2 separate regions of the Mus musculus genome follow, and region 2 is linked to region 1. A link is a loop called in an ENCODE intact Hi-C map of the cell type or tissue named here. Cell type or tissue: gastrocnemius. All regions are shown on one strand. Each heading gives the region's core, and the rest is flanking DNA. Links, peaks and the distances in the headings are about the cores only.

Evidence for each region. A loop is a pair of places that touch in the nucleus more often than their neighbours do. Peaks named below come from ENCODE experiments on the same cell type or tissue, not always from the same donor. Only the 100,000 strongest peaks of a DNase experiment are listed, where the experiment ranks them.
Region 2: it touches region 1 in a loop (4-fold over the local background); 2 of 42 quality-filtered maps call a loop at or near these places.

The regions. Positions count from the first base shown.
Region 1 is chr1:179,102,282-179,112,306 of GRCm38, forward strand. All of the region lies in intron 5 of Smyd3 (SET and MYND domain containing 3), which reads right to left. Among named protein-coding and RNA genes, the nearest start is that of Gm31349, 220 kb to the right of the region's middle. In gastrocnemius, for the core only: no CTCF peak of the experiment used is centred there; a DNase peak (open chromatin) is centred at 5,138.
Region 2 is chr1:179,007,969-179,017,993 of GRCm38, forward strand. All of the region lies in intron 10 of Smyd3 (SET and MYND domain containing 3), which reads right to left. Among named protein-coding and RNA genes, the nearest start is that of Gm46249, 240 kb to the left of the region's middle. In gastrocnemius, for the core only: no CTCF peak of the experiment used is centred there; a DNase peak (open chromatin) is centred at 4,485.

The DNA.
Region 1 (10,025 bases), core at 1,298-9,297:
TCTTTTATCTCATAGAGTATGAAAAGAGCATGAAAATTATAAAATATAACCTAGCTGTTTTCCTTTTCCATTTACTTGTTAAGTCAAGGTTTCAATATAGAGCCCAAGCTGGCCCCAAACTTCTGATCCTCCTGCCTCCAGCTTCTGAGTTGTGGGGTTATAGGTATTTGTCCCACGCCCTAGCCTAGATAGTTTCTTAAGGAAAAATTGGTAAGAATATTGAACACCAAATTCATTGAGTGCAAGATACTATTGAAGACCCAATACAACAAAATTTTGTTAGCCAAAAAACTATTTGTATGTCATTTATTAAAGAGAAAAAAAATCTTACATATTAGGAATTTTGTCAAATAGCTTTGAAATTACCTTTATAACACAAGCCAAATAGAATATAAAATAATCTTAAGATAATTTCGTTATTCCACGTATAAGGCAATATACTTGGACAGGTGTACATACCACTGATTCCCCAACAGCAATGTGTCTGTCACACTTCAAGCTGTGACTATAGCTAAGTGTGAGATGCACGGAGGACACATAGGCAACAATGCTTGGCCAAGGCCAAAGTCAACATCAAAGCCAATACTGTAAATGAGGAGGCAGCAGCCAGTAGACTCTGCATCCCTCCCAAGGCCACAGTGCCAAGTGCAAGCACATGAAGCCCCTGTGGATGCCACACTGGCTTGGTGAAAGCTACCCAGCTTCTCGTTGCCTAAGGGCATTCCTCACCATAGAATTCCTTGCCACACCCAACCCCTGTCTATGAAGACAGAAAGAAAAACAGGAGATCCCCGAGCCCCTTCCTGGTTCTTTCTGGGGTGCTATTACCTGGCGTCTTATCTCATTAAAGCCATCTGATGGGGAAACACTCACTGGAAATGTCCATCAAAAAACACGTAAAAGCCGGAAGCTCTGGGATAATGTTTCCATCATGTAATCTTCCTCTCATATCCCCGGGCCCACAGTTGCTATGATACCCTTAAATAATTTATTGTAATATATTGTCACGGGTTTCTAGAACTGTGCCGTGGAGTCTTGTGTTACAAGTTTCACTGAGATGTGTCCATATCCAAAAGTCCATCACGATAAACTCAGCTTTCTCCCACAGAGCCCACTTAAAGCTCTTTTGTGTAGCTTCAGTTTCCCAAAAGAAATAAACATCCTCTTCCATGATAATCTAGTTTCATATTTTCTTTTCATATAATGGGTATAGAAATCCAGCCCCAGAAGGGTCTGTGCTCTTCACTGGAATCGGTCTTAGTTCTGGTCCCTGGTTCTTAGGTCTGGTCTGAGTCCCTAAATGAAGCGTGCTGAGTGGTTTACATCACCCGAATGAGGCTGGATTGAACACAGCAGAGTGTGGCTCAAACCATCTGTGTTTTTCAATCAAGCGAATGGAGAAAACTACAGAAAAATGTTCCACGGAGAAGTCAAGACTGAGCACTAACCAACTGCTTAGTGCAACTCCCAACTGTAAGATTAATCCTGATGCTTGAGGAGGTCGCTCTCAGAACGCAGAAAGGAAGGTGAAAACTGTCCCCAGAGGACTTCTGACACAAGGGCTTTTACTGGGCATGTCTAATACATTGAGTTGTGATACCCAGAAGCATACAGTCCTCATCACAGGCTGCGAAGTGTGCATGAGTCTGTGACGAGCGTGGCTCTACAGGAAGGGCTTCTGTGAACTTACACTGAAGAATCTTTCAAGCTATGGTGGCAAATGGGAGACACCTCAACAGGCCAGTCCTTCTGTGGTTGGACACTGCCCTGATGCTTCATTTGCAAGAACCTGGGAGGAAAGGCTGTTCATCGGACCAGAGGGGATCCCGCCACTGTGTGGTGCGGAGGCTGCAAGAAATGAGGTCCCCAGGCCAGTTGCCCTGTGGTCCCTCAAACCCTATTCTATTATTTTTCAGTGTAAGGAAGAAAAACAAATCACAGCTGCATCCTCCCCCGCCATGCTCCTTTCTCTAGAAGTTGCTTATCACAGTCCGTCCCTTGTTCCTCGAGCCATGCTCACAGAAGGCCAAAGCTGTTGGCCAGGGCGAGTGAAAAAGAATCACCAAAGCATGGGTCTAAAAGACATACAAACCAAAGCCATGGAAAGATACACATCCCAGGCCACGGATGCTGAACACACGTGCAGTCCTGGCCCATCCTTCCAGCCTCTTTGCTTACGCAGACTGCCTCCTCACACTGACCCTGGATTCTCTTCTCTTCATGGCTTCTAGTCCCAGCAGAGCTGCCAGGTACCTCTAAACATGGCTGCAGTCCATTCCCTTCTTCACCACTGATCTTTTGGGTGCTGATTAGACAGGGTCTCGGGTCTGCCCCGCTGGAAGAGGGCCATCTCTCAGCTTACGAAACACAGTACTGGGTCACACATCTACCCCAGCATTTGGCACACCAAGCTGAGATCTCAATATTTGCTCTGTAGGGAATACACGCTGGGCACATTTAACCTCCGTGACACGTGCGCTGGCACATGCTTATAAACTCAGTTTCTTGGGAGGCTAAAGCAGAATGGTGATCTTGGAGACAAGCAAAGCAAGGGTGAGGCCCATCTTGGTGATCAGCAAGATCTGATACAAAAATTTAAAATATCTGAAAGGAATCGGGGGTATTGCTCAGTGTTAGAAAGAATGCTTTCTTAGAATGTATGAGGCCCTGGGTTCAAGCCTCAGTGGACAGAACAAATTGTCACTGCCTTCTTTCCTTCCCCCCTTTCATTTTATTCCCCTACCTTCCTAGACTAAATACCCACTCAGCAACCTACACAGGCAAGATTCTCAGCTGCTGTTTAAGAAAAATATCCCATGCCAACTGCATAGTGCCCAATAGACTAGATCCAGGTCACCAGAGTGGCTAAGACAGTCGGAGAAAGCTCAGTAAGAAGGGGCACTAAGGGAGAGAGCCCGGAGGCTGGCGTCGTAAGCAATGGAAAATGCCGTAAACACTCAGACAGATGACTTTGACCTTCTAACCGTCAAGGTCACGACATCCAAAGTCACCAGAAATGACAATAAAAAAAGTAAAAAGAGCAGGGGCACCAGGTTCTGCCCCAGCCAGTAAGTGAAATTTCCCATCTTCACCTTGACTAAAAAAGATGCACAAGTCTCTGAACTGTGCCCTGTTCCCCACGTCACAGAAAGTGGAAAGGTCAAGTATGATGCCGATGACTGTTTTCCACAGGAAGGGCCGAGCAGGTGCAAGAGTGATCTGAAGAGGAGAGCAGAGACACCCTTGGGCATGTCAGGTCCCTACTTGTCCTGGGCATGCTCCTTGGGACTTGTTCACCCCGAGCCCATGCCAGTGACCCACTGTTCACTGGAGCAAAGGGCTCCCTAAAACTGAAGCACACTGTTTGAGAGTAGAACATCTGTCATGTCTGCCACTAACACCATGATGCCGGTCACATTCGGATTTCTCCTGGCCACCAGGAGGTGCCACTCAGGATTTCCACAAACCCAAGGCAAAGAACTCAACACTTTCCTAAGGTGGCTGACGTGCTGCCATACGCTGGCTGAGAAAACTCAATTCTGTAGGACTCCTAGGGAGAGGACCAGGTGAGGGAAGGTTTGGGGCTTAGGACCATTTGCAACAGGGATTTGCTTATTCATTTATTAAAGGCCCATGATACGCCTAGAGCAATTATAGGCACTAAGGAGGAGAGAAGATTTTCCTCCTTTACCATTTTGCTTTATTCCATTCTCCAAGTAGGCTCAGTAAGATTGGGAAGCGTGTTACATTTCTCTCTGATTTTGACAGGTTTTAGCCTTCCTCAGCCAAAGATGATTTTCTAGCTATTGGTCATATTTCCTTGTCAGTGACTCTGTCATAATACAAACAGCAATAATTTGGGAAGACAGTCTAATCTGTCGGATCAATTTAGAAACACAAGAGTCTACAGCTCTTCAATGACCCTGGGACGTACTCGGCCTACGTTCGCTCAGACCATCCACATGCTGGGTTGCTGGGGGCTATGAAGGCCAGCTGGGAGGCATGGAGGGGGGGGTATGGGAGGAGAGGGGGCTGGGAGGATGGATGGGTCCATGTGGGAATGGCCACAGATACCGAAGCTAACTAACTCAGCTGCCATTCCTAAATTAGTGCCACGGGGAGAAAGATATTCCCTCCTGGAGAGGGCAGGGAAGATTAATCAGCCACAAAAGAACAAGTAGCTGAAGGAAGAAAGAGAAAATGAGGTCGACACTTGTTTTGTGAGCATTGGTGTCTGTGGCCATTCCCACACGGACCCATCCATCCTCGCAGCCCACTTGCCTCTCCCCTCCCCTCCAACAAACCCTACCTACCGCTTTCTCTCGTTTCACAGATGCCTTCCGCCACCCGCTACGACACATTTAAAATCATGGGGGAATAAGGCTTTTCACGTGGGGACAAGTATGCTCGATTGCTCACGTGCCTGCATTTATAAACCAATTCATTTTGAATAGGAAAGGCTCAGAAATAAAAGGCCGGCATTGAGCAGAAAGCTATAGACCAGAGGTATTGTGAGGATTAATTGAGAAGACAGAAAGAGGCCTTGGAATGAGTCCCGACACCCAGGGACCAAAGCAAACGGCAGCAGCTTGTACAATAGCCCATTAATTAGAAGACATCCTTAGCTAGAACGGCACAATATGCTAAGTTCGCTGAGAAAAATCATTAACAACTGAACTCTTCCAGGCCACCAGTTGTCAAACAGATTCCAACGCACAAAATCCTCTGTTAGTGCTGGGCAGTACCACTAGAGAGGCCTCTAGGCTTCTGGAGGAAACTAAGTAGAAATGTATACAGCTATGTCTGTCACTACAGCCACTTGAGGTCAAGTTTCTAACCATCTCTCTCTCCCCTGGAGTCACTCACTAAAAGGCTGGGCAGTTTTGGCCCCCTCCTTGGACCTCTGCTCCACCAAAGTTAAATAAATAAATAAATAAATAAATAAATAAATAAATAAATAAAGCAAGCAAGCAAGCAAGCAAGCAAGCAAGCAAGCAAGCAAGCAAGCAAAAAAAAAAAAGCAAAAACTAGTGCCTGGCCATTATGGAACAGACTAACATAAGTCACTCAAATCCCAAACCTGTATAAAATTACAGCGCTTCTGCCAAGCCAGAGGGACTTGCCAAATGTGGCTGCACTCCAGAGTAACTCAATGCTCTGCAGCTCCAGGCATCCGCCTTCCATAGTGAGTTAAGCGGTGCCATTTCCTTTGGAGCTGAATTTAAACGAGTTATCTTAAAGTCCAAGTTTGCGTTGCTTTTCTACCCATTGCATAGCTAAGTAATCAAGTGAGGCATTTGGGGGGCGGGGGTTCGAATGGGCAGAGGTTCAGAGGACGGATTTCACGGTCATTCATCATTAGCCTGACAAATGGAAGAGCCAGGTAAAGACCTTTCTGGAATTAGGTGGCTATTTGTTACAGAGTGTGCTGGCCATCAAAGTCACACAGCTGGAGAAGGAAATACAAAAACATTTTCTGAAACCTGGGTGGTGCTCCTCTGCAGAACGCTTACCTAGCACGTGTGTGAGATCTCAGACTTAAACACAGCCACAGAAAAGGGTATTCACAAAAACTTTATAGAAACAGAGACACACAGCAGTAGATAGGGTCACATCATTTCTACTTCCTCCCGGTGATCTGGGGGTAATTAAAACACCAGGCAGTCCTTGGCGCCCAGGGACCAGCTGCACTTGCTGGTTGTACAGACCTGAGTGCCTTATCTAGCCAATGCTCAGGTTCCTGTGCTGCAGGCATTAAAAATATATATATATATTTGACAAGTATTTACAATTCCTAGCTCCTAAGCCTGCATGTGCTGCCTGTGGTCTGACCTTTGCAATTCCCTCTTTCCCTTTGTTCTCTCCTATTTAGTTACTCTCAGTGTTGCCTCCAATGAGAAGTCCAAGCTTCCTATGTAAACCAGCCACCCGACTGTTCAGCGTCACCGAGAAAAGAGCAAAGCTTTCCGTGACTTGAGCTAAATTCACTTAGTTATTTTTAACGAAAAACATCTCGAATGATCCTCTTTCCCTCCAGCTTTGTTTTGCAACGCACGCTCTCCTGATTTTCCTCTCACATCTGGACAAAACAGAACATACAGAAAGAATTAGGCTTGATAATTACAGCAAACATAGGTGAATTTACAGACTCGAGGCTTCTAACCTCTCGGCAGTCAAAGGCAACGTGAAAAGGGCAAAGGTCCAGAATCAATACTGCTTCTGAGAAAAAGGTACCAATGACAGGAAAAGACGTGTGGGGTCACAAAAATAAAACAGAAGTAAGTAGGACTTTGTATAACCTGTATTTTAATATGGCTAGAGGTGGGAGATCATTGGAAACCCCATTTGAGGGGAAAAATAAGCCAAAGCATTATCAATAGAAGGCAAGTCTAAAAAAGGAGAATGTGAAGACCAATGGGGACGTGAGCAAAGAGAGAAAGAGAAGCAGGCATGAAGAGAAGGATCAAGGGAAGAAATGAGACCAGAAGCCATAAGGATACCTGTCAATGTACATCTGTGCTGATGCAAAGAGAAAAGATGGACAAGAACAGGAAATTACATAATAATACAGTGACGGATGGAGCTGCCAGACGATAGTGCAGCTCACTGTCATCGTAACTGCAGTAAACAGGAAAGCTGGCTGTCAGAAGCAAACAAAGGCGGAGCCTGCCAATGAGCAAACGCTGAGAGCTTTGACTGAAGGGTCCCATTATCACTAACGGTCTAACTGAATGAACTTCAGGAGACCGTGATGGAGGCCACCCATATCTCTTGTTAATGGCTGGTGAAAGGCATATTTCCTCAACCCCAGCACTGCTTATATTCTGAGCAAATGAAGCATTGGCAGCAACATGCACTGAGAGGGTTTTATGGAGCTTTTATCTAAGCAGAAGGCAAAGGTAGAAGTCAACAGTGAGGAATACTGAAGTGTGTCGAGCAAATCCTATTTACAAGGCACAGCAGAATTCCAAAACATCTCTAATCATTCTTACTGAAATTTTACAAAGTTTCTAAATGTGTTTTTGTGTGCATGGTGTGCACCCCCCACCCCTTGTGCGTAGTGTGGTATGGGTTGGGTGGACAGTATGGGTATGTGATAGTCAAATGTTTCTTATCCTTCCCAAGTGGGCATTTACCAACGCTGGTTAACTGTGATTGCTGCCTCCTTCCCTTAACCAGCCCAGGACACCATCCAAGAGAAGATGGAGGAGGCAGTGAGGAATAGCCACAGGGAAGGGTAAGAAATGGTAGAGGAAGTTACTTCAGACTCCCTGTCAATCCACCACCCATCCCTGTCACTCCTGAAAGCATCCCTTTCTGACTGTCTCTATCGCTCTTGCTTGTCATCATCTCTGGCCTGCAGTTTTACGTTTCTCTAGCTCCATTCATCCCAACCTAGCCTTTAAACTGCCACCAGATAAATATTTCTTAAGAATGGGTTGAGTTTTTCAAAGAGAAATATGAGTTCTGCCCAGCGCTACAGCATAAAGACAAAATACTTGGGTGTGATGGGAAAGTCCCTGCAGAACCTGTTCGTAGCCCATCTTTCCACTGAACCGAACACTCACTACAGTTCTCTGTGGTCTGGCCTCTCTGTCAATTTTCAGTCATGACCCATGCTCATGTGGTGTTTTATCTTTGTTCACAGAGTACCCTCCTGTCTTAGTTAGGGCTTTACTGCTGTGAACAGACACCATGACCAAGGCAACTCTTATAAAGAACAATATTTAATTGGGGCTGGCTTACAGGTTCAGAGGTTCAGTCCATTATCATCAAGGTGGGAACATGGCAGCATCCAGGCAGGCATGGTGTAGGAGGAGCTGAAAGTTCTACATCTTCATCTGAAGGCTGCTAGCAGAATACTGACCTCCAGGCAGCTAAGATGAGGCTCTTAAAGTCCACACCTACTCCTATAGAGCCACACCTACTCCAACAGGGCCACACCTTCTGATAGTGCTGTTTCCTGGGCCGAGCACATACAAACCATCATACCTCCTGAAACTATGCTTCTTTAAAAGATTTACTTTCTGTCAATGAGTGTTTGCCTGCATGTATGTTTGGGCACCAAATTGAGTGTCTGTTGCTCAAGGAGGCTAAAAGTGGGTGCTGGGAACTGAATTCAGGTCTTCTGTTAGAGGAGCCAGTACTGTTACCCATGGAACCATCTCTTCAGCCCCCAAATGTACCTTTTACAAAGTATCTATCCCATAATTTTACTCATTCTTCATGTACAAGTTTAAATTTCATATCATTCAAGAAAGGTTCCTGCTGGATGATTCCACGTACCTTCTTCACGGTTTATTCACGCGCACGTTAATGCCAGCACCTAGTGAGTCTCTCCTTTGAGGTGAAGCTAATTATGAAAAAGCCAATCTTTATCACTGAACATTAAGTGGCTTAGACTTGACTCTCTTGCCTTGTGAGTACTTTGTGCAATTTATCTGTGCAAATGTCTTTTCCTATTCAAAAGATCTAAGTACCTTGAGGTCACGACCCTTATTTCCCTTGAAGAAATGCATTCAAAGAAAAAATAAAAATGTTCTATAAGCATACTGAGATATATGCTGCATCATGATATTTATATTAGGCCAAGGTTCCATTTACCTACCGCCCACTGGAAGAGAAATGTCTCCTCGCCTCAAGTACTGACACAATCACACAATATCCTTTGTCCTCCATACAATCCGGTCCTTTTCCACATTCTGGAAGTAATCACTATTCTTAGTTTTAAGTTTATTAATCTCTTCATTTCTATAATGTGTATCCCATATGCTCATGTCCTTATATGAATATCTATATGTTTAGCATGAAGAGCTTTGGCTTCATATCTATTATTTCACAACTTTTTAAATAAGCAACTGTTCCTGGGATCCATGAATGACGGTGCATGTAGCTATAATTCTGGTGCTGAGAGAACTGATGTCAAGTGCCTTCTAAAAAATACATAAGGAAAACAGTGTCCAGATCTAGAAAGCATTTAAGGCAAAGAATGTCCAAACTAACTTTCTCTTTTTTTTTTTTTTTGCAAATGTAAAAATAAAAACCAAAGCCCTAAAAAGCACCCCAATATTTCTTACCAGGAGGGTATATAAAGCCCTCTCCTACTAGTGCTTCTGAAATATCACCTAGTACCCTCCACACTGTAAAAAGGAGATGGTAAAGAGATCTGATGGAAAGCATGCCTCACTGTGGCTACGCCCTCCTTAGAACCCACTCATGGTCAGTTGCTTAGTAACCATCTGAAACATCCACAACATCACGTAAGACCCCGAGGTAGACAGACATGTTTATCTCAGCCGAGACAGATACGGAAACCCAGTCGTAGCCATGATGTACTGGCGTCTGCTCTGATCTAAGCGGGCAGAGGATTGCTTTTATGGAGCTAATTCTGTCTGCTTGCCTTTAAGCCCCATCAGCTACTGCGATGCACAAGAATGATTTTCTTCCCCCAATGCCTGGGGTGATTCTCTCCATCCTTCACCTGAGTTTCTCTCCCCTGTCCCCAGTGCCCCCCACCAGGTGTCCTGTGGTGTCCTGAGGAGGATGGAGGGATTGTCTGGCTTTTTGAGTCCCGCCTTCTCATCTCGGATTCTGACTCCACCCCGAGATAATGTGTGGTGCCTGAAGTGACTTGTCTTTCGCTATGCCATCGCTTGGTCAAACACTGTCCACCCACTGCAAGGCATGAAGGGACCCCTGCTTATCCCTATGACACGTCACGCGCACACTCTTTGGCGGAACCAAACTTCAGAAAGACAGTCACCACCCCAGCATGCTGTTGGTCTAGACTTCTCATTTTACTGAAGTAGAAACTCATCCTTAGCGTAACACACTTAGGAAAGCTGCAAAGGGAGACAAATTATACCAAATCCAGTGACATGTGTCCATGCGCAGCACCTGCCAATTCCTTCACAAAGAACTGGCACGGGAAACTGTGGGATGGAATTAAAGCCAATGGGGAAACACAAGACCACCAACTAGAGACAGGTTTTCCTATAAAAATCAAATATTATTCACAGAAGTCC
Region 2 (10,025 bases), core at 1,438-9,437, 94 kb before region 1:
CTGCTGGCTTCGTCACAATCTATGGTGAAAGTTCCTCCCTGGGGAATGGTCTCCCATGTCCTCAGTGCCCGGGAGTCATGAATCTATTTCACAGTTTCCTCAGTTCTCTCTAGATGAGGATGGGTCTCTAGATAGACAGACAGGTACCAACAATACTGTAATCTGTGAGCAGTTAGGAAGCCAGTCTTATAGTAGTGCACTGCCCAGGGTTCACCAAAGGCTCCCTCTCCACCATGGCCTCTGCTTCAGAGCTAGAGGTGGGAGTGACTCTGGAAGCCACCATCCTTCAGAAGTGAGCTGTTGCTGGCTCTCTGATTTTAGGTGATGGGTGTGAGATGTAGGTGTAGGTGTGAGAACTTTGAAAAGCCCTGATAGCGTGCATGTCCAGGCTATGCAAGGTCCAGATTAGCATTAAAACGGGCACTTGGAACATCAGAAGCGATCTAGGAGTCATGGGGACAGAGCCAGTTTTGACAACCCTTCTGCTAGAATAAATATAGAATACTAGAATAAATGAGGTTGCTAAAGCCAGAAAGTGAATGCTAAGGTGAGGAAAAAAGAGGAAGAGGAGGAAGAAAGAAAACTGAGGAGGAAGAGGAAGAAACAACAAGAACAAAATTATGGGAGGTGTGTGTGTGTGTGTGTGTGTGTGTGTGTGTACCAGCATGCCTGCACACCCATGCTGGTACGCAGAGGAGGAGGCTAGAGGCTGGCATCAGTCATCTTCCTTAACTTTGTTTTTCTAGACAGGGTCTCTCACTGAACCTGGAGCTAGTTAATTTGGCTCCACCAGATGACTAATAAATTCCAAAGATCCTCCTGCCTCTGTCTTCCTAGTGCAGGCATTAAATACATGTGCCACTGCATATAGTTTTTTGTGGATTCTATGGGCCAAACTCAAGTTTTCCTGCTGTATAGCAAAGAACTTTATCCACTGAGCTATGTCTCCAGACCGTGGGGAAGATCTTTTCAGTGGCTACTGGGGCTATCAGATGTTCTGGGCCAACTCCCACTGCTCAGAATCCTTCCATATGATCTCACCTCTCCTCAGGCTCACTGGTTCACTTTCTAATCCAACAGAGCCTCCCTTGTCCAAAGAAACAGATTCTCCCCAAATTCAGAAGTATAGAAGCATCATCGCGGCTGCCATGGATGGGTACCATGGATGCTTGTGCCTCTGGCCTTTCCAGTTCCTGGTGTGTTGCAAATGAACATGGCCTCAGGTAAACAGAGCCCCCGCAGTGCAAAGCCCAACTCTTATTTATAGATCAAACACCTGCCATCAATTTAAACAGTAGTTATCTGACTTGAAAGTTTGGCGAGATACTGAATGCCCCCTTGAAGCAAGCAATTTCCAAGTAGCAGTTTGCGTATACAGATGTGTTTAAAGCCCTACTTCAGAATGTTGCAATTATCATCAAAAAGACAGATTCCATTAAATACCTGTTATGCTTTTAGTATCTGCACTCGTAGACAGATCTAAAATACAGGAAGTCCTGGGCTTCTTAACACTATACTTTTAATGCTATTTATTTAAAGGAGCCGAGGGTTGCAGAACTGGAAGGCACTATTGGAAGTTTTCTGGGCAGTTAGTGATACAATGTGGCTGTTGCCTTTTCAAACCCAGTTGACATTTCCAGACTCTCTCTATATATATATCACACACGTACAAGCCTCACGTTTGGAGAAAACTCTTTGGAAACACAAATCAGTGAAGAGTGTGTCCACCTCTCAGCACTACAGACTAGTAACTACTGTCTTCTAAATGGTAGCTATTCTGTGATGTGCTGTCCAGGGGCTCCAAGGTGGTATCCTATCAGTTTTGCTGATGAACTCCTAAGGCCCATCACATCACCGTCTTCTTCATTTTACAATGTAGGAAATCGCCCTTCTGAGAGCTTATGCACACTGCCTGAGACCGTTCACTGTTTGAGATGAGTCAGCTGTGAAGCGGCAGGTGTGGGCTGGATGTGGGTCTGTTTTCCTACAAAGCCCCTTGAATGTGCTGCTGCCTCTTTGCCTGGCTTGTTTCAAAATGGACCTTCCATTGACAAGATGTCGAATGTCACTCTGGAAGTGGATGACAAATTATTCTCAGTGGCTTGAGCCTGGTTTGACCTCTGCCAGGAATCCGTCCACTGGTACAATCTGGCAGCAGGCCACACAGGTCAGTCCCATGGCAGCCAGACACCTTAGCTCTGTAGGCCTTTCTTTCCAACCAGAAACTCCTAAGGACAGATTAGAAGGCTTATATGGTGCTTTGACTCCAGAGTTCTGTGGCCCTGAGTCTGTGCACCTTTTCTGCCTGTGGAAGTGAAGGCAGGCTTATGGTCACAGGGGCCCCTCCTCACCAGGAACCAATCCTCTGAATAGTCCCCTCACCCCAACCCAGACAACAGCACCCCTTAGTGGGAAGAAAAGGATTTCAGGACCCCGGGGTTTGGGGCTTGTCTTTTACTTCTAGGCCTGATTCTAACACATTTCAGAATGTGAAGACTGACATACAGTGACACTTGGTTGGGCCACAGTAAGAGCCATGTAAGCCAATCCAAGTTACTACTGATGTATTCCTCCACTGTGTAGAAAGAGTCTACTTGGCTGGGGCCTGGGACCCAGGAACTCAGTTCTTGCCACAGCTGCCACTGTGGCTGTGTGGCACTCTGCATTATGGGGCCTCTCTGCAGCTGAGAACAAGGACTCTCCAACCGTCTTCTGTGGCGATCCCACTGATCACAGTCCACTGCGGGTCCAGCCCTGCTCTCCCTTTGGCTCACTTTGTGCTTGGCATGCCTAGCTTCTCTTAACTCTACAACCAAAGACAGCACTACGCATGCTGCGTAAAGTGTAAAGCCACTCTTCAAATCTTCATTCTTCCTGTAAAATCATTCTTCAAATCTACCAGTGCAAGGCTGAGTCAGGGTGAGCATTAATAGAAACAGGAAGGGGGAGGGGAAACCCTTTCTTGCTCCTTTCCCAACAGCACAGGGAGGCAAGGCAGAGGATGTAATACTGTCAGTAGGACTGGTAGCCTCTGCCTCCCTAATTATTGCACTGTCTGTCTGCCATCACAAGGCTTTTGAGCCAACCAGGTAGCTCAGCTATTTGATGTGAAATACGCACTGACAGAGGCCTCTGGCTTCAGAGGGCTAGTGCCAGACAGAGAGGTATGGAAGGGACTGCAATCAGAAGAAGCAGTGTAGAGGGCCTGGCTCACATTCTCTTGCTCTCTGGTGGGGTTTGAGTGTCCCCTACCCATGTGTTAGACTCTGCAGCAAGATGGGGAGGGAGAATGGAGCCCCTGCATGGTTTCTTGTCTCTCTTGCAGGATTAGTCACCTCCAAATACGTGGTTACAAGGTGAAGCTGCATGTAATAGGTTTTTTTTTCCTCCTCCTTAGGCTTCTGATAAAACAGCAGGAGGCCCTTGATGGACTATGCTTGTGGGCTTTCCAGCTTCGAACCTTTTTCCTTTTATAAATTATCTAGCCTTGAGTATTTTGTTGTGGCAACAGAAAACAGATTACAATACTTCCACTGTTTTTTAGGACTACTTGAAAATCAATTTTTCTTTCCTTCTTGATCTTGTCCTGTTTTCTTATTTTCTCTCCTTCACACACACACACACACACACACACACACAAAACACATAAACAAAAATATACAAATGAAAATACATAAAACATACATGTGTACATAAATACACATATACATATAAACTTACATATGCATATATATAGAAACATACACATACCCATACACATACATACATACATACATACATACATACATACAAAACCCCACACATATACATGTATACACATACACACATACCTCTGCACATATAAACACATACATATAAACACATACACATGAAAAGCACACATATATACATATACGCACAAACACACATATCCACACACATATATACATATACACATGAAGACACACATATACACAAACACACACATACATACATACACACACACACACACACACACACACACACACACACACACCCCAAAGGCTCTAGGCATCTAAGCCTTAGAAGCCCATAGGAGAAAGACGACAGAAATGAGGGAAAGAAGAACCTTATCTAAAGACCCTGCAATGTCATAGGCCAACTGCTTTTGTCCAGGAGAAGCTCCCAGCCTGTGAACCATCCCAGCAGGGCCCCTCAGTTTCAGCCATATGGATGCTTTTCTGAGAAGTTCACTCAAGAAGCCTTTACTAATCAAGTCCCACGTTGTGGATTCACCTCCAACGCCAGCCCCATCGCGTCATTCACTTTAGCTGTTGGGTGACCTTCCAGGGCAGCCCCTGAGACACAGGTTTCTGCTCTCTTCTCTTCCGATGCAGGGACAGGCAGAACAGCAAGACTGCCAGGTGGAAGAAGGAAATTGGAAAGGATCCTCTGGGCTGGCATCAAATTTGCTCCAGGATAAAACTGCACTGTATCCAAAGTCCTGGCAGGCCACCAGGTACTGGAGGGTGGCAAGGTTCCCAGATTCCACTTCCTCAAACTGACTGTACAAGGGAGAGCAGGACACTGCCAGAAAGACTCACAACGTGACATGAGGGCACAGTGTGGACAAGGTGACAGCAGGCCTCGCCTCGGCTCCAAAGGGATCCAAAGGCTAGGGCCATTTGTGATTCTCATCTGCATGGCAGCCTCCTCTTCCACTCAGGAGGCAGAGACTTTCAGATTCTGCCCCCTTTAACCACTGTCAGCAGTGGCCGGGAGCTCCAGGGCACACACCTTCTAGATAGCCACCCTGAGAAGGCCCCATGAAAACCACCTCGCCAGACATGCCTTCAGACAGATGTGTTTTCCAAGGAGAGCCTGTCTCGTTCTGGTAGCCTCTGCTGTCATGTTAGCTGGTCCTCTCCAGGTCTCCATTTCTACCATACTAAAAATCTGATCAGAGCTGCCCAGTGTCTCCACAGCTGGAACGCTATGTCTCAGGCCCTCCTTCTCTTCCTGTCTCTCAGAAGGAGACTCTGACAATTGAGAAGTTGCTGTATGAGATCTCGGGTGACTCCTCTGTTTGGTCTGCTTCTCTGCCTTCAGACTGGAAAGGGCCACCAGTCTGAACTGAGTATCCACCCACCACTCCAAACCCACTTTCCTTTCATTCCTATAACAAACCCAGAGTTCCTGTCTTACATCTATAGAACCCACAGTTTCAAGGCTGAGGCCAGACTTGGCCCTCCCTGCACACCCTGCCCATGCTACTGTCTACTTTTCCTTATGCCCTGTGATGTTTGTTGTGACTTTATCTTTTCCTTCCCTCTTCTGTGAGATTACAAACCCCTTTGAGAGAGGACTTGATGGTAAAGGCAAGAAAAAGTGTGACATTACTGAGTGTGATGGGTGGCCTTTGCTCTCAACCTAAGTGGATTAGGAGGCATGTCTGAGAGTGTTTCTTGAGAGGTTTAACTGAGAAGGGGAATCATATTGAATGCTGGTAGTTAGAGACTGGAGTCCTGAAAGGGTTAACAGTGGAGCCAGCTGAGTGCTAACATTCCTCTCTTGCTGCCTTCCTCCATAGATACAATGTGACCAGCCACCTTATGTGCTCTGGGCCCTCCCCTCCAAGAATACTGTATCCATGAGCCAGTATGGAACCTTCCACCCTTAAGTTGCTTCCTGTAAGCCTCTGATCACAGTGGTAAGAAAGCAGCTGTCACCCTGAGTATCCACCCACCACTCCAAACCCACTTTCCTTTCATTCCTATAACAGACCCAGAGTTCCTGTCTTACATCTATAGAACCCACAGTTTCAAAGTGTCCAGAAGCTTGCCCTCGCTCACTGCCCCCAGCAATGCTGACATTTCTCTAGAAGAACTCTGCTACTTTCCCAACTCCCTGAAGGCAGGAACCTCCCTTGCCCCTCTCATCTTTCTCTCTCTGGTCTCAATTTAACACCTTGCACAACACCTTATGTATTGTGTTAAATTCGATGTTTCTTACATAAAAATGAAAGAAAATGCATCAGGCTCACTCTACCAGTTTTAAAGGATCAGTCTACCAATCTCCAGTAGAGTCAGTGCTACGAGGCAGGTGTCCAGAATGTCTCCATCTTGCAAGATGGACACCACATGGAGCAGGTCTCCCCTTCCAGCTCCCAGAAGCCTTTTCTATCCCACAGGCTTGGCTGCTCATGTAACAGAAACCACAGCATTTATTCTCACATGATTGGCTGACTCAACCCCATGTGGTGTCTTCAAGGTCTATCGGCTGTGGTAGAAGGTGACAGGGTTCTCTTGCTTTCAAGGTGAGATGGTACTCCAGTGGGATGTCTAGATTCTAGATCTCAACAGGCTGCTTCCTCAGAGCTGCCCCTTCAACACAGCTCCATTCTAGAATAGCACTGTCAGGGCCATGTCACCGCTCCTGGGCCTCAAGTTGTATCTGAGCTTCCCAGTGGGCCTTCAGAGCAACCCTTCAAGGTCATTTCTGTCACCCACCAGTGAGAAAAACAAGTCTATGGAAACTGCAGAGAATGCTCAAGGTCACAGAGTTTCCAAGGATAGCACGCCAGATTTCTGCAGCTTTGCCTGCCTTTCCAAAAGCCTGTTGACTTATCAGTATTTGTCATCTTCTGGTGAGCCCCCAGGATTGACTGACCTACAGAGAATAATACAGAGGCAAAGACAAGAGATGAAGCACCATGTCTGTGCTGCCTTTTTGGTTACAGTTCTGGGTACAGCCCTGAGTTAGAAACTTGTAGCCCATGGCTCTCTGCCTTTTTCTTCTCGATAAGTAACATGTGCAGACTCAGCTCTGTATTGACTTCTTCCCAGTGTGTCTGAGCCTCTCACAGACATCCCTAAACTCTGCCTCTCCTACATTCTGTATGGCCAAGTGCAGCAGGGCACATAAGCTCACAGGTGGTACCATGCACAGTGCCTGTAGTTCTCCAGGGATGGGTGGGCTTGTGTTATCCAGATGTCTCTTTACAGCATCTGGAGATGCGGTAGTCACTTACAACCTCTGACTGGCTATGCCACAGGAATAAGAGCTGGTCAGGCCCTAAGGGTTCAATGCACTCATTGTCCAGCTTGGAATGGACCTAGAGATATGAGGGACTTTTCAGAACTAATTAATAAAGAATACAAAGAACCCTGGCTTTTGTCACTGGTTGGTCCTCTCCTGCTGATGACTTTAAGGAACCTACCCAAGATTCCTGTGGATTTGTCAGCATCAGAGTTGTGCTTTAAGGCCCTGAGTAGGCAGACACACAGGGAGGGGTTAAAGTCTATATTCATTTATTTTAAGGTGATATGAAAGTACTGACTTTTTACTTCTATGGCGAGGGGGGAGATGAAACAGAAAGATGTGACTAGAGAGCTGAGCAAATTCCCACTCCTTACGCAGATATTGGACATCCTAAGACAGCCCATCTCTGCGTGTCTCTCCCTCCCCACTTCTGGCCTCAATATAGCTGCTCCTAAGAAGGGTCGGGCAGAAGGCCGTTCTCTCCCCAGGAAAAGTGTGAAAGCCACGAGAGGGGCATTAGCTTTCTATGACCTCAAAATTCTTTAATAAATTAACTTTATTAAAGGATCTCTGGTTCTTTTAGGATCTTGAAAATGAAATCACACCTTCCAGAGAATATATATTCACCTCATTTGCAGGTTTGCTATATTGTTACATCAATCCACATCTTCCTTAAAAACACAGAAAGTTATTTCTGTACTGTCTCATACTTTTCAAAATGCTTATATATATATGTATATATACATATATATACATATATATATATACACACACACACACATACACATACACACACACACACACACACACACACACACACACATACACATACACATACATATACAGTGTAACCCAGGCTAACCTGAAACTTCTGGTCTTCCTGACTCCAGCTCATCAGTATTTCCCACTGTGGGCCACCACAGATGTCTGAATACATTGGTAGAAAATGCTTACCATTATACTTAAGGGATGGAAGAAGTATTATATATTTAACCCATCAACAAATATTTACTGAAAGCTTCCTGTACACTGAGCAGTGTACTAGGCCCAATGGGTATCGGATTAAGCAAAGCCAGGGACATCCTTGCTCTGTTTCTATTCTAAGGATGAGGCAAGTGGCTCAGAGGCAAGGCAGTATCACGAGAATAATGACAGCTGTCATTTAGGGAATACCTGCTAGGCTTCAGGCTGCAACCCAATGCGCGCCATTTATGATACCCCATTAACTCCTCGATGACCCCGCAAAGCATTCATCATTCAGATGAGAGAAGAACATCCAGAGAAGCTAAGCACCTCCCTGTGGTTCCTGTGCTCGGAAGCGGGGAGGGGTGCTGTCAGCACTCTCGCATGCTTAGTAGCACGTGAGCTTGTATCTGCTCAGTTGTGCTGAAGAATGGGTGTAAGTCAGCACTCGGAGGGAGCTGGGAGGATGGAGGATACCAGTTAGCCTGACTTCGGAGATGGGTGTGACAATAACCACCGTACTCTCATGCAACCTAGTCCCAGCCACAGAATGCAGCTGTGTAGAAAGGTGAGCTGGTCTTTCCCGCTTTAAAAAAGTGCTAACAGTTTAGTATCCGCACAGAATGTACATTTTAGACACACAGATTAACACAAAATAAGTCAAACACCTAAATGTCAGAGGAATAGCAAGAGTGGGTCTTGATATCTTTGTTTGAGCGGATGGTTTCTTAGATATGATGCCAAAAACACAAGCAACAACAACAACCCCATAAATTTGACTTTGTTAAATATTTTAAAATATTTTTAAAAATATACTTTCAAAAAGGAAAACACAGTAACTCACAGAATGGGAGACTATACTTGCATGTTATATATGTGGCAAAAGACTTGTCTTCAAAATCTGTAAAGAATTTTTAAGCCAGGCATGTGGTATACAACTGTAATCCCAGCATTCAGGGAACCAAGGCAGGGAGAATGCCGGTCTGGGCTACAAACTGAGACCTTGTCTCCAAAATCAATAAGTCAATAAAATAAAGTAAGAACCATTACAACTCAATAATGTAGAGACAAGTAATGCAATTAAAATATGGGTCAAGGATCAGAATAGACATTTCTCTAAAGAACAAACACAAGTGGCCACTAAGTACATGAACAAAGTCGGTAGCATCACCCAACAGGAAAATGCAGACAAAAATCCCAACGAGACAATGGAGAGAATCAGGGCAGGTAAGGGCGGGCTCTGGATGAAAGGACCTAAGTTCAGATCCCCTGCACTCAGCCATGGTGCTGTTCATGTAAACTAGAGGAAGGGGGGGGGTGGCATCTGGCAATCTGAGCTTGCTCTCCTGCTAGACTAACCAATTAGTGAGCTCCAGGCTCAGTAAAAGACTGTCTCACAAAATAAGGTGAACAGTGATGGAGAAAAACTCCCAATGTCAACCTCAGACTTCCATACACACAGGCACTGTGAGCTGTGAGCATCACTGCATACATATATGCACGTACATGCATACAATAAAGACCCTGACAAAGACAGTATGTGGAAATGAGGTTATGCGGCAAGTATCAGCTCCACATATTATTGATGGAAACGTAACGTTACGTGCACATTTTCAGAAGCGGTTTAGCAGTTCTTTAAAATGTTAAACAGAGCCTACCATATGATCAAGGAGTTTACTCCTCAATACACATCCCAGAACAGCCAAGCATGTTCTCTCCAAGAACTTATGCGTGGATTTCATAGCAGTAGCATTCTTCGCCAAAAGGGGGAAAGAATCCAAATGATCATCATTTACTACATGGATAAATAAAATTCGGTATACTTATAAAATGGAATGTAATTTGGCAACACACAGTGCTGATGTATGTCACAACATGGATGATCTTTAAAAATACGCTCCATGAAAGAGTCTGCATTTATATTAGTGCATTTATATAAAATGTCTGTGAGAGAAAAATCTAGAGTAACAGCAACTGTGGTTATCCAGTGACTGGGGAACTAACAGCTCATTAGCACGTAGCCAATGGGTGGGGGTTTGCTTGGAAGTGATGAGAACGTTCTA